2 separate regions of the Homo sapiens genome follow, and region 2 is linked to region 1. A link is an interaction called in ENCODE POLR2A ChIA-PET data of the cell type or tissue named here. Cell type or tissue: A673. All regions are shown on one strand. Links, peaks and the distances in the headings refer to the core of each region. The heading gives the core; the rest is flanking DNA.

Region 1 (5,368 bases), core at 165-5,164:
CTCTACTCTCATCCTGTGTAGGGCAGGCAAACAGGGCCGTGACTCTGGCCCCTCAGAGCCCCTGGTTTGATAGTCTGTGTACAGCGTGGGGTATGTGATAGCAATTGCACCTCTTATTTTATAAATGGGTAAACTGAGTCCTGGAGACAGGGCTGTCCCTAGATGGATGTGGGTTCCCTGAGTTTAGCCCATCTCTTTCCTTACACGCAAAAGCAGACCTCACATCACTTGGTATCTCCAAACCATTAATTTATACCAACGGGGACATTCCAAGGCCTGGAGCAGTTACTGAACACGACTGTGCAGCCTTCTCTGCCATATTAATATACTCAGAAATTAATCAATATACTTAATTAATATATTAATTAATTAATATACTTAATTAATATAATTAATGTACTCAAAAATTAAACTCAGATTAGGTCCTTGCTCTACTTCCTGTAAAATCAAAAACATTTGCTTGAAGACTGGACAGGACAGCCGGGGTGGGGGTGGAGGCAGTGCCGAGAAGAAAGACCTCAGTGGCTGGCGACGTCCCCAATTGTGGGGCTGTAGGTGCTCGGGGAGTGGGCAGCTGGTCCCTGCGGCCCTGAACGAAAAGTCCCGACTCTTCCCAAGCCAGTGTACTGCCCCCCCACTTGCAGGAGGCTCCACTGTCGGCCCTTTGCCTGGGGATTTGGGGATACTATTCAGAGTCTGAATTCAAAATTCAATCAAATTCGGCTGGGGTGGTGGCTCACGCCTGTAATCCCAGCACTTTGGGAGGCCGAGGCGGGCGGATCACGAGGTCAGGAGATCGAGACCATCCCGGCTAAAACGGTGAAACCCCGTCTCTACTAAAAATACAAAAAATTAGCCGGGCGTAGTGGCGGGCGCCTGTAGTCCCAGCTACTTGGGAGGCTGAGGCAGGAGAATGGCGTGAACCCGGGAGGCGGAGCTTGCAGTGAGCCGAGATCCCGCCACTGCACTCCAGCCTGGGCAACAGAGCGAGACTCTGTCTCAAAAAAAAAAAAAAAAAAAGAATATTTGTGAAATGGCTGAAGAAGAAGTGTCTAGTGCCACGCTCCCCTCTCGGAAACAGGGGCTCCACTGGCCGTCGCCAGCTGCGTCTCAAGTTAGGCAGGTGTCTCTATCATTTCAGGGCTCTAGCCGAGGCCCAACATTGAGCTGCATTGTCAGTGAACCCTCTCAAACTGGGGATGATTTCTGTGCACACCTACATGATCCCAGCATCTGGAGCTTTTATCAGATTTCTTCAGATCCTCAGTGGCTCCCCAAAACCCTGGCTTCTTGCTCACAGGGTTGGAAAGAATTTATGCACCTTAGGACCTCCAAGTGGAAACCTGAAGTCTGCAGGAACACAGAGAATCAGAAATTTTCTCTGAGAGAGGTCAGGTAGGCTTCCTGGAGGAAGAGGCATTTGAGCAGGACTGCCTATGGCCTCCTGCTCTGGGCACAGAGGGTTTATGATCCCTGTAACAAAATGCAGATAAAGCACCTCCTGCTAAAAATATATATTCAGGCCAATGGAATAATTTATTCATCTCAACCCACAAACATCGATTCAAACCTGGGCTGGACGCTGGTTCTGCCTGTTCATAGCTGGTGGTTTTGGGTGAGTCACTTAACTTCTCTGTGCCTTTGTTTCTTCATCACAAGATGGAATAATTATGCAGCCTGCCTCAGAGGACTGTCGAGCGAATTAAATGAACTCTCAGATATTTCTGACAACTGGACCCTCGGTATTCGGCCTAGAAACCTGATTGGTCTCTAGCGAACTTCTTACTCTAGGCCAGGTCCTGTGCCCAAACCTGGGGAGCCCTGGTTGAGCACCACCCAGACCTGGCCTCCAGGAGCTCAGAGTACAGTAAGGGAGACAAATAGCAGACAGTGCTCCTGCATCCAGGTGCAAGTGGCCATAGGGCGGCATGGAGCAGCGCCCGGAGGTGCCCCCAGCCAGGCCCAGCTTTCGCCTGCCGATGCAGGCTCTGAGCCACATTAGCCAAGAAAGAGAGGAGGGGAGGGACCACTGAGGACAGGAGATGGACCTTGCTCCTTCTTGCTGTCCAGCAGACACACACACAGACATACGTGCACACCATGCACGCAAAAAGGCATACACATGTGCCTCTGCACACATCCCCACACAGCCCAAAATATACACATGTGCACACACTGGCGCACACATGTACCTTGCAGGCAAACACACATGTACATATACATACACACGCATACAATACCTACTGACACAAAGGTACACATATGTCCATGAGCACAGGCTCACACATGAGCATACACAGTGCTACAAATATACACACTCCTGCACACATGGGAGCATATAACACACATATTCACATGTATGCACACATGCACACACAAGGCAAAGACATACACAAACACACAAGAGCATATGCCATGCATACCAAGATTCACACAGGTACATATGCACACACATGCACCTGCACGCATGATCACACACGTGGACACATGATCACACATGTGCATGCACCCTACAAGAAGGCATCTTCTGCCCTCTGCACCAGGACGACAGAATTACCTTCAGTGCCATAAACCCAAGAACATCAAAGGTGGGAAAGACCAGGTCAGTGTGCTCAGGTTGTAAACAGAAACAAAAACCCCGCAAAACAGCGCCATCTTGTGGTGGCAGTGGGACCAGGCTGAAGGCAGCTGGCATCCTTCTTCCTTAGGGAGGGGTTTTTCCTAGAACCTGGCTTCCAAGGTGGGCTGAGTCAACTGTAACTCTCAGGCAGTACCAAAGCCACCCCTTTTATTCGGGGGAGGTCGGGATGCTCTGGACCAGCGGCTTTCCCTACCTCCACGGCCCCTGTGCTGGGTCCTGGCCAGCCAAGGGTGACCAGGGCCCTGAGTCTGGCTCTGCTGGGGACTCTGGGAGCCTCCTTCTGTCCTGGGCTTTACTCACCTCATTCAAGAAATGAGGTTATTACACTGATGCTCGAGAGCCCAGATCCATGTGTGTCTAGAGCCACGCCCCTTAGCCTGGGGCATCCATGAATAGACTGGGCTGCCCCCATATCAAACCGGAAAGCAAAGCCTCCTGGGTATCTCTGGCTTAGAGACCCGCTGGGAAATTGCCACCAGGGTCTCCCTTGCTGGAAGCTTCGGAGTGACATGAGATCTCAGGCCCTGCTTGGACCTTCTGACCCCTCAACTTTATCTTAAGAGCCCAGGGGATCTGGGCAGTGCCCCCAGAGCTCCCATCAGCACCCAGCACCCCTCACCTCCCCGAGAATCCCCTTCCCCTATGAAAGCCTCAGCTCTGAGACATAGACTGTTCCCCACCTGGTCCTCAGCCTTCCTCCCTGGCCCCCAGCCTGCAGGGACAAGGGCTCGTAACCATTCAGTGAACAGAAAACCAAGACACTTTCCTAGTGGAAATCGAGGCACGGGATTTCTCCCCACCTGCCCATTCAGATCACTCGCCTGGCAGGGCACAGGTAAGGACCCAGCTCTGAGACAGGCCACTGGGGCCAGATCCTGGTTCTGCACTCCCTGAATGGGTCCCCTGAGGCAAGTCACCTCCCCTCTCAGTGTCCTTCTCTGTAAAATGGGAATTACAATAGAATTTATCTCCGAGTTGTTTTAGGGAACAAAGGAAATATAATCCATGCAAAGTGCCTGGTCCACAGGAAGCGCTTTCGCATTGTCAGTGTTGGAGGTGATGTTTGCTTTGCAGGGCTGTTCAATCCCCTGCCCACTTCTAAACACATTTAACTTTGGGGAGGGGCCTCTTGGGGAGGACAAAAGAAGGAGGCTGGGGCTTCCGCTGCCCTCTGCAGACCTGGTGTGCGATGACGCTGCAGCGGGGGACCGCGGTTTTAAAGGCATCATCGGTAGAAACGGCCTCACGCATTTCCATAATTCACTCTGCATCAATTAATCTTTCACTGTCGATAGGAACCTGCGGCTGAATTCCCTCCCCGGGAGGACTCGCCATTCTCAAGCTCTGAGGGGTTTTCTTCTCGGCTGGCATCATGCTAATTTCCCTCGAGTACCCCTGGAAAGAGGTTTTAGAACAAGACGTGGCGCTTGGCAGGAATTTGACATCTGAAACAACTGTCGCTCAGGGAGGAGGGGGTTGTGACATTTGCTAATTGCCAATCGAGCACTAATGTGAGCATTGAGATGCTTGGAAAAATGCTTCTTCCTGCTGAGGCTGGATGGAGCTGGCTCACGGGCCACTGATACACCTGCAGGGCATCATCCTTTGCCATTGATAAATACCCTTCATGGATCTAAGGAGGGAAATAATAGGGAAATTTCCTTTTGGAAAACCAGAGAGCATTGGCTGGGGATGGGGGGCCCAGGTTCTGAAGCCATCACTGCCAAAAACCAGCTGAGCCACCAAGGGTGAGACCCTGCTCTTCCTCAGTGTCTGTGCGATGAGGGCCATGGCCCTTGCCGTCCTCTGCCTTTCCCTGACCGCAGACCCTGGCTTCTGCTGGAGCTCTCCCTTGTGTAAGGATGCATGGAGCAAATTTTAGGGGCCTTAGAGCCCTACGTCCAAACCTCCTCCAGCAGAGTCCCAAAGGGCCCCTGCCTACCTTCGCCTGCCTGCCAAGGGGTGCTGGCAGAAAGCAGGCAGGCGGTGCAGCCTCACCCTCTCCCACAATGGGCATGGGCCATGCCTGCTTCCTGCATGGCAAACCCCTGCTTCCAAGAGAAGCCTGAGGCCTGTGCTGAGAGGGCCCAGCCCCTCCTAGCATCTCTGGGTCATTTCCCTCTCCTCAGGCCTGGCAACCTCTAAGTTCAGCTCCTGGGAGCTGGGGTCCCCCAGAAAGGAGCTCTCCCCATTGCCAGCGAGAAGCAGCTCTAGCTCATTCTGTAGGCTAATAAGAGGGACAGCTCGAGAAATGAATGTGAGAATGGGACTGTGTGGGAACCCCCTGGAGAATCCACGGGGCAAATATCTTTATGTTCCAACCCGATTTCCTCTTGTGGAATCTCGACTATAAAATCAGCAACACAGCTGTACTAATAACAAAAAAAAGCATCAATGTTCAACCACCTATGCTGTGCCAGGCTCAGTGCTAAGCACTTCATTCTATGAAATCTTCTGGAATCTTCTCAATAGCCCCACAAAGGGGGCTCTGACACAGCCCCTATTTTATGCAAACCAAGGCTCTGAAAGGCTCAAGTCTTCCCAAGGTGATTTAGGGCACGCTTGCTGAAATAATAACCAAGACATTTATTTGGGGTTAAAATCCTGATATTCCAGACTGAAATAGCTGCCCCTCACATCCTCCTCCAGCCCTGCACCCATGGCCCCGAGCCCCACTGTGGGTGAAAGAGCAGGAGGGCCCTCCCTGTGAAACAGCGTCGGCCGCTT
Region 2 (5,368 bases), core at 286-5,285, 210 kb after region 1:
CCTCCTCACCTCTTATTCACCTCTACCTCTCTATCTCTCTCTCTCACTTCTCTCTGTCTCTCTCCCTCTGTCTCTCTGTCCTTTCTCTTTTCCTCTCTCTGTCTCTCTCTCCCTTCTGTCTCCTCTCCCTCTCTATCATTCCCTTTCTCTCTTCTCTCTCTCCTTTCTTCCCCCTCTCTCTCTCTTCCCACCTCCCTCTTTTTCACTCTACCCCCTCTCACTTTCTCTCTCTCCCCCTCTCTCTCTCCTTCTCCCTCCCTCTCTGTCTCCATCTCTTTCCCTCTCCCTCCCCTTCTCTCTCCCTCCCTTTGACAGCCATGGGGTCAGCTTTCAGGGTTCCCATTAAAGGGACTAAAGAAGATATGGCCAACATGTTTTCTTGCAACTAAGACCCATTAGCCTTTTTGAAGTCCAGCCTCAAAGCCTGCTGGACATTATTTATGTCCATGGGGTCATTGCGGAGAACGCCACACACTAAACTCTTGGCTGTGTGTGCTGGGGGGCGGCTGAGGCCCACACTGCCCTGATGTTGAACCTGACCCAGGCTTTGGTAGATCCTGAGAAGGCCGTGGACATTGGAACCCTATAAAAGTCTGTTTGCTTTCATGTCGCTGCCCAGGGCTCAAGTCTGTACCCCACTGGCTCGCCGCTGGTTCTCCACATGCATCCCCGTAGTGGGTGGGGCTGTCCCCGCAGCAGCATCTGTTCGCCATCTTCATGGATGCTGCTTTTGAAAAGCAAGTGAGGGCGGACTCCATGGGAGAAGGGCTGCTTTCAGACAAAGCCCACGGCTGGATGCATAGGTGGTGGAGACGCAACCTCGGGGCTCCGAGTGCGGGTTCAGACCCCGCCCAGCCCCTCTGAGAGCCCGGTATGCGGATGTGGACCCAGCTCAAACTTCCTGGCTGAGCAACCCTGGGCAAGTGGCTTCACCTCTCTGGGTCTCAACGTCCCCATCTGTAAAATGGAGTTGATAGTGTGACCTTCCTTGTGGAGTGGTGGGTGAGGGTCAAGAGAGTTAATCCTCGAGCCCACAGAGGGACAGAGCTGGCCAGCGTTGGCTGTAAACGCCCCTTACCCACAGGCCTGGGGCAGAGCCCACTCCTCACCACTCCCAGGGCCTGACCCTGCTCCTGCCAGAGGGGAACCGCAAGTCCCCCTTGGAAGAGAAGGGTCTCCCTGCATGTGGAGACCCCGCCCCTGCCCGCCGCCAGGTGACCAGGGAGGGTGGTGGCAGGGTTGCCATGGCCTCAGGACAGGGAAGGGCAGCCATTTCTTGCCATTTCCCATGGAGGCCTTGTGGATGTGGGCAGGTGTGGGAGGCAGTCCTGGGGCTGCATTCATTGTCCACAGGGCCCTGGGCACTGGCAGGGGCTGGGGAGAGGCCCTCACAGATTTGAGAATCGGGGGTGGGGGCCTGGAATTTGAGGAGTCTCGGGCCTAATCCCAGCTCATCAGCACAAATAAAAGCAATAAACATGCTCATGAGACTTGTCAGTTCCCCACTCCGTGTGGGCTTCCTACCAGAACCATGAGTAGGTAGGGCAGAATTTCGATCCTGAGCTGAGAGTGGCACGTCTGGCCTTTGAACCTGGCCCCTAACCTCACCCAGAGACTCTGCACTAAAACTTGCAGTCCCCGTTCTCCCCCAGGGGAGGAAGAATGGGCCTCTTGCACGATGGGATGTTAGGAACCTCTAGTCTATTCATGAAGCTATTTCTCTGCTCTTCATTCCACTGTTACAGACTTCTTTGGTCCCTAAAGATTTTATGCCTCCCCAGTCTTCAGCTGAGGCGCGAAACAGATTGGATGACTTTTATCATGGCCTGATTTTCTTTTGGCTTGTCTTGGTTTCATGGAAACATATTTCTTTTAAAGTGAATTCTGGGCTGGGTGCCATGGCTCATGCCTATAATCCCAGCACTTTGGGAGGCTGAGGCAGGAGGATCACCTGAGGTCAGGAGATCAAGTCCAGCTTGGCCACATAGCGAAACCCCATCTGTACTAAAAATACAAAAATTAGCCGGGCGTGGTGGCTGGCGCCTGTAGTCCGAGCTACTCAGGAGGCTGAGGCAAGAGAATTGCTTGAACCCAGGAGGCGGAGGTTGCATTGAGCCAAGATCGCGCCACCACACTTCAGCCTGGTTGACAAAATGAGACTGTCTCAAAAAAGAAAGAGAGAGAGAGAGAGAGAGGAAAGAAAGAAAAAGAAAGGAAGGAAGGAAGGAAGGAAGGAAGGAAGGAAGGAAGGAAGGAAGGAAGGAAAGAAAGAAAGAAAGAAAGGAAAGAAAGAAAGGAAAGAGAAAGAAAAAGAAAGAAAGAAAGAAAGAAAGAAAGAAAGAAAGAAAGAAAGAAAGAAAGAAAGAAAGAAAGAAAGAAAGAAAGAAAGAAAAGAAAAGAAAGAAAGAGGGAAAGAAAATTCATTCTGGACCTTTTTAAAAATTCATGTTTTTAAAGTGACCCCAAGACCATCATTGCACAGCTCTGCCACAGGGCATCCCAGGCTGCTGGGGTGAAATCTTTGCCATTCTGGCTATAGTTCTGAGGTCCTCATCTGTGTCCAGGCCCATGGTGTGCTGGAGTCATGTCCTTCTGGAATTCTGCAAGCTGGTTGTTACCCGTTGCTGGCTTGAAATAGGCCACGGTGGGGTATTTACACCATGGGAATTGGCAGATGCTGCAAATCAGGGCTTCCCTCGCCCCCGCAGGAGCCCCTCACCCCCGCCGGAGCCCCTCACCAGCATCTTCTTGCACCAGCCCCATGTGCCTTCTTGTCTTTGGAGGGGTTGAGCATTTCCCAACATATCTGTTGAGTTTTTAACTCTTTTTATGATCTTTTTTATTTCTAGGAGTTCTATTTGGTTCTTTTCCAAGTCAGCTATGTCATGTTTTAATAGTTTCCTGTCCTTTGCAGTTCTTTTCTATCTTGAGGTTTATGTCTTTAAACGAGTTAAGCATAGCTGATTTATTACCCAGCTCATCCTTTGCTAATCCCAAGCTGAGTGGGCCGATTTCTATCTCGGTCACTTCAGCTGGTTCTCCTCCCGGGGCTGTCTCTTGCCCTGGTGGGGGCGGGTCTGCTTCGCTTGTCTGCTAGTCATTGACCTTTTATAATCTGTGGGGTTTCCCAAAGCCTCTGATAAAGGTGACCTTGTCCAGAAAGGTTTGCAGCGTTATAGATGAGAGCCACCTTGAACCAAAGCCACAGTCTGAGGTGCCCAGGTCTTCACAGGCGCCATGGCTGTAGGGGCCAGAGCTTCTCAGGGTGGGTTCCAGTCCTCCTTTTCCTTCTCTTTCTCTCCTCCTCCTCTGCTGGGCACCCGTATCGGTCCGTGGCCTTTTAGGAACCAGGCCCCCCAGCAGGAGGTGAGTGGTGGGCCAGCGAGCATTCCTACCTGAGCTCTGCCTCCTGTCAGATCAGCAGTGACATGACATTCTCACTGGGAGCCCAAACCCTGTTATGAACAGTGCATGCGAGGGATCTAGATTGTGTGCTCCTTGTGAGAATCTAATGCCTGATGATCAGAGGTGGAACAGTTTCAGCCGGGAGCGGTGGCTCATGCCTGTAATCCCACCACTTTGGGAGGCTGAGGTGGGAGGATCACCTGAGGTCAGGACTTCCAGACCAGCCTGGCCAACATAGTGAAACCCCGTCTCTACTAAAAATACAAAAATTAGTTGGGCATGGTGGCACATGCCTGTAGTCCCAGCTACTTGGGAGGCTGAGGCGGGAGAATTGCTGGAACCTGGGAGGCGGAGATTGCAGTCAGCCAAGATTACGCCACCGCACTCCAGCCTGGGTGACAGAGTGGGACTCTGTCTCAAAAAATAATAATAATAATAATAATAATCAAGGGGTGTAACAGTTTCATCCTGAAACCCCAGCATTGTCCTGTGGAAAAATTGACTTCCACAATACCAGTCCTCCCTGGTGCTAAAAAGGTTGGGGACCGCTGTTTCAGGTCATTGAATTTCTTGTTTCTTTTCCTGTGGTGCATTCTTTACTATGTATCCTGGGAGGGTTGATCTGAGTAATCTACCACCTTCAACAGAAGCAGGAATGTGAAATGATATTTCTGCTGACTTACCTATCATTTATTTCTTTAACAAGACATCACTGAGCAGGCCTAGGACCAGACCCCATGGCAAGGGCTGGGATTAAAGATGTCCACAGCCCAGTCCCTGCCCCATGCTTGGGGAAGAGCAGTGGCGCCTGATCCACCCACGGCTGCATTCCTTGGGTCCTCAGCTCGCCTGAGACTCGAGTCTGGAGACTGCGTCAGGATAATGGGGGATGTATGCTTGCTCCAGAAGCAATCCCTCAACTGTGCTTCATAGCAGTGTCCCTGCTATGGGGAGCCAGGTCTTCCTATGCAGTGTGGACGTGATCAGCAGTAACTGTGGCGTGGGAAATACCAGGCACCGGCAATGACCTCTCCAGGCAGACCCCTGCCCAGGGACTGAGAGCATCTCCCATCTTGCCCGCGTGCCCTCTGGAGCCGTGCGGGTGGAGGGTAGGAGTGAGCATTGCAGGGTCAAGGTCAGGCTGAGATTCCTCCACATCTACTGTTCATGGGCCTGGGACAAGGGGCTCTGGGCCTTCCCTGCCCCCTCGTCCATATTTACTGAAGTGGACACATCCATAGCTACCAAAAGGTTGGAGAGAAGGCGGATGGTAGTCTGAAAGCCGGGGCTGTCCTAGGCTGGCACAGAGTAGGCGCTTTATAAAGTCGGGTGCCTTCCCTCTGCCTTCTCCCTCACTCAGTGGACATCACTGAGCCTCTGCTCTGTGGCCACTGCTGTTCCCCGTCCTAGGGATACATCAGTCAGCTAAACAGATAAGCCTGGCTTCAGACCCAGTGTGCCAGCTCCTATCCGTGCTGGAAGCTGGTGCCAACGGGGAGAGACAGGCAGATGCCAGGGCTGCTGAAAACTCGCCTGGTCATGAAGGGCTGACCAGGGATGTGGCACTGGGCGTCACATGCCCCAAAAGCCTATTTATGGCAGAGAATGTGAACCCCTTGGGGCACCCGCCAAGGCTCCTGGTGTCTGCCCCCGAGTCCGACGGCAGGAGGATTAGACCACAGCAGCCCCGCGTCCTCGTGGACAGACAGGGTCAGAAGAGTCCTGTGCCTTCCTAATGGGGCCACACGGCTCCCCGCAGGGCTGGGTGTTCTCCTCCTTGGGAGCTGAGGAAGCTGCAAACAGGGAAACGGGGATTTGTCCAGGTGTTCTGTGGGTGCTCGAGGGCCTTCGGGCCCAAACCCCACCAACGATGAGGCTCCTGGGCTTTCCCCTGCACCCAGTGGCCTGGACTGCTGTGCACAGCACACACCCATGGTTCCTGCCCGATATGGGAGGTGCCTGG

Evidence for each region. Peaks named below come from ENCODE experiments on the same cell type or tissue, not always from the same donor. Only the 100,000 strongest peaks of a DNase experiment are listed, where the experiment ranks them.
Region 2: POLR2A ChIA-PET joins it to region 1 with 20 read pairs; 1 of 35 experiments calls an interaction of 5 or more read pairs at or near these places.

The regions. Positions count from the first base shown.
Region 1 is chr11:69,886,080-69,891,447 of GRCh38, forward strand. No RefSeq gene overlaps it. Among named protein-coding and RNA genes, the nearest start is that of FGF3, 69 kb to the left of the region's middle. RefSeq lists enhancers at 2,522-2,816, 5,012-5,368. In A673, for the core only: CTCF peaks have their summits at 2,665 (motif pointing left) and 2,878; a DNase peak (open chromatin) is centred at 2,652.
Region 2 is chr11:70,093,038-70,098,405 of GRCh38, forward strand. The region is part of intron 2 of ANO1 (anoctamin 1); the gene reads left to right. Among named protein-coding and RNA genes, the nearest start is that of ANO1, 17 kb to the left of the region's middle. RefSeq lists enhancers at 402-903, 904-1,403. In A673, for the core only: no CTCF peak of the experiment used is centred there; a DNase peak (open chromatin) is centred at 2,944; H3K27ac peaks cover 971 bases.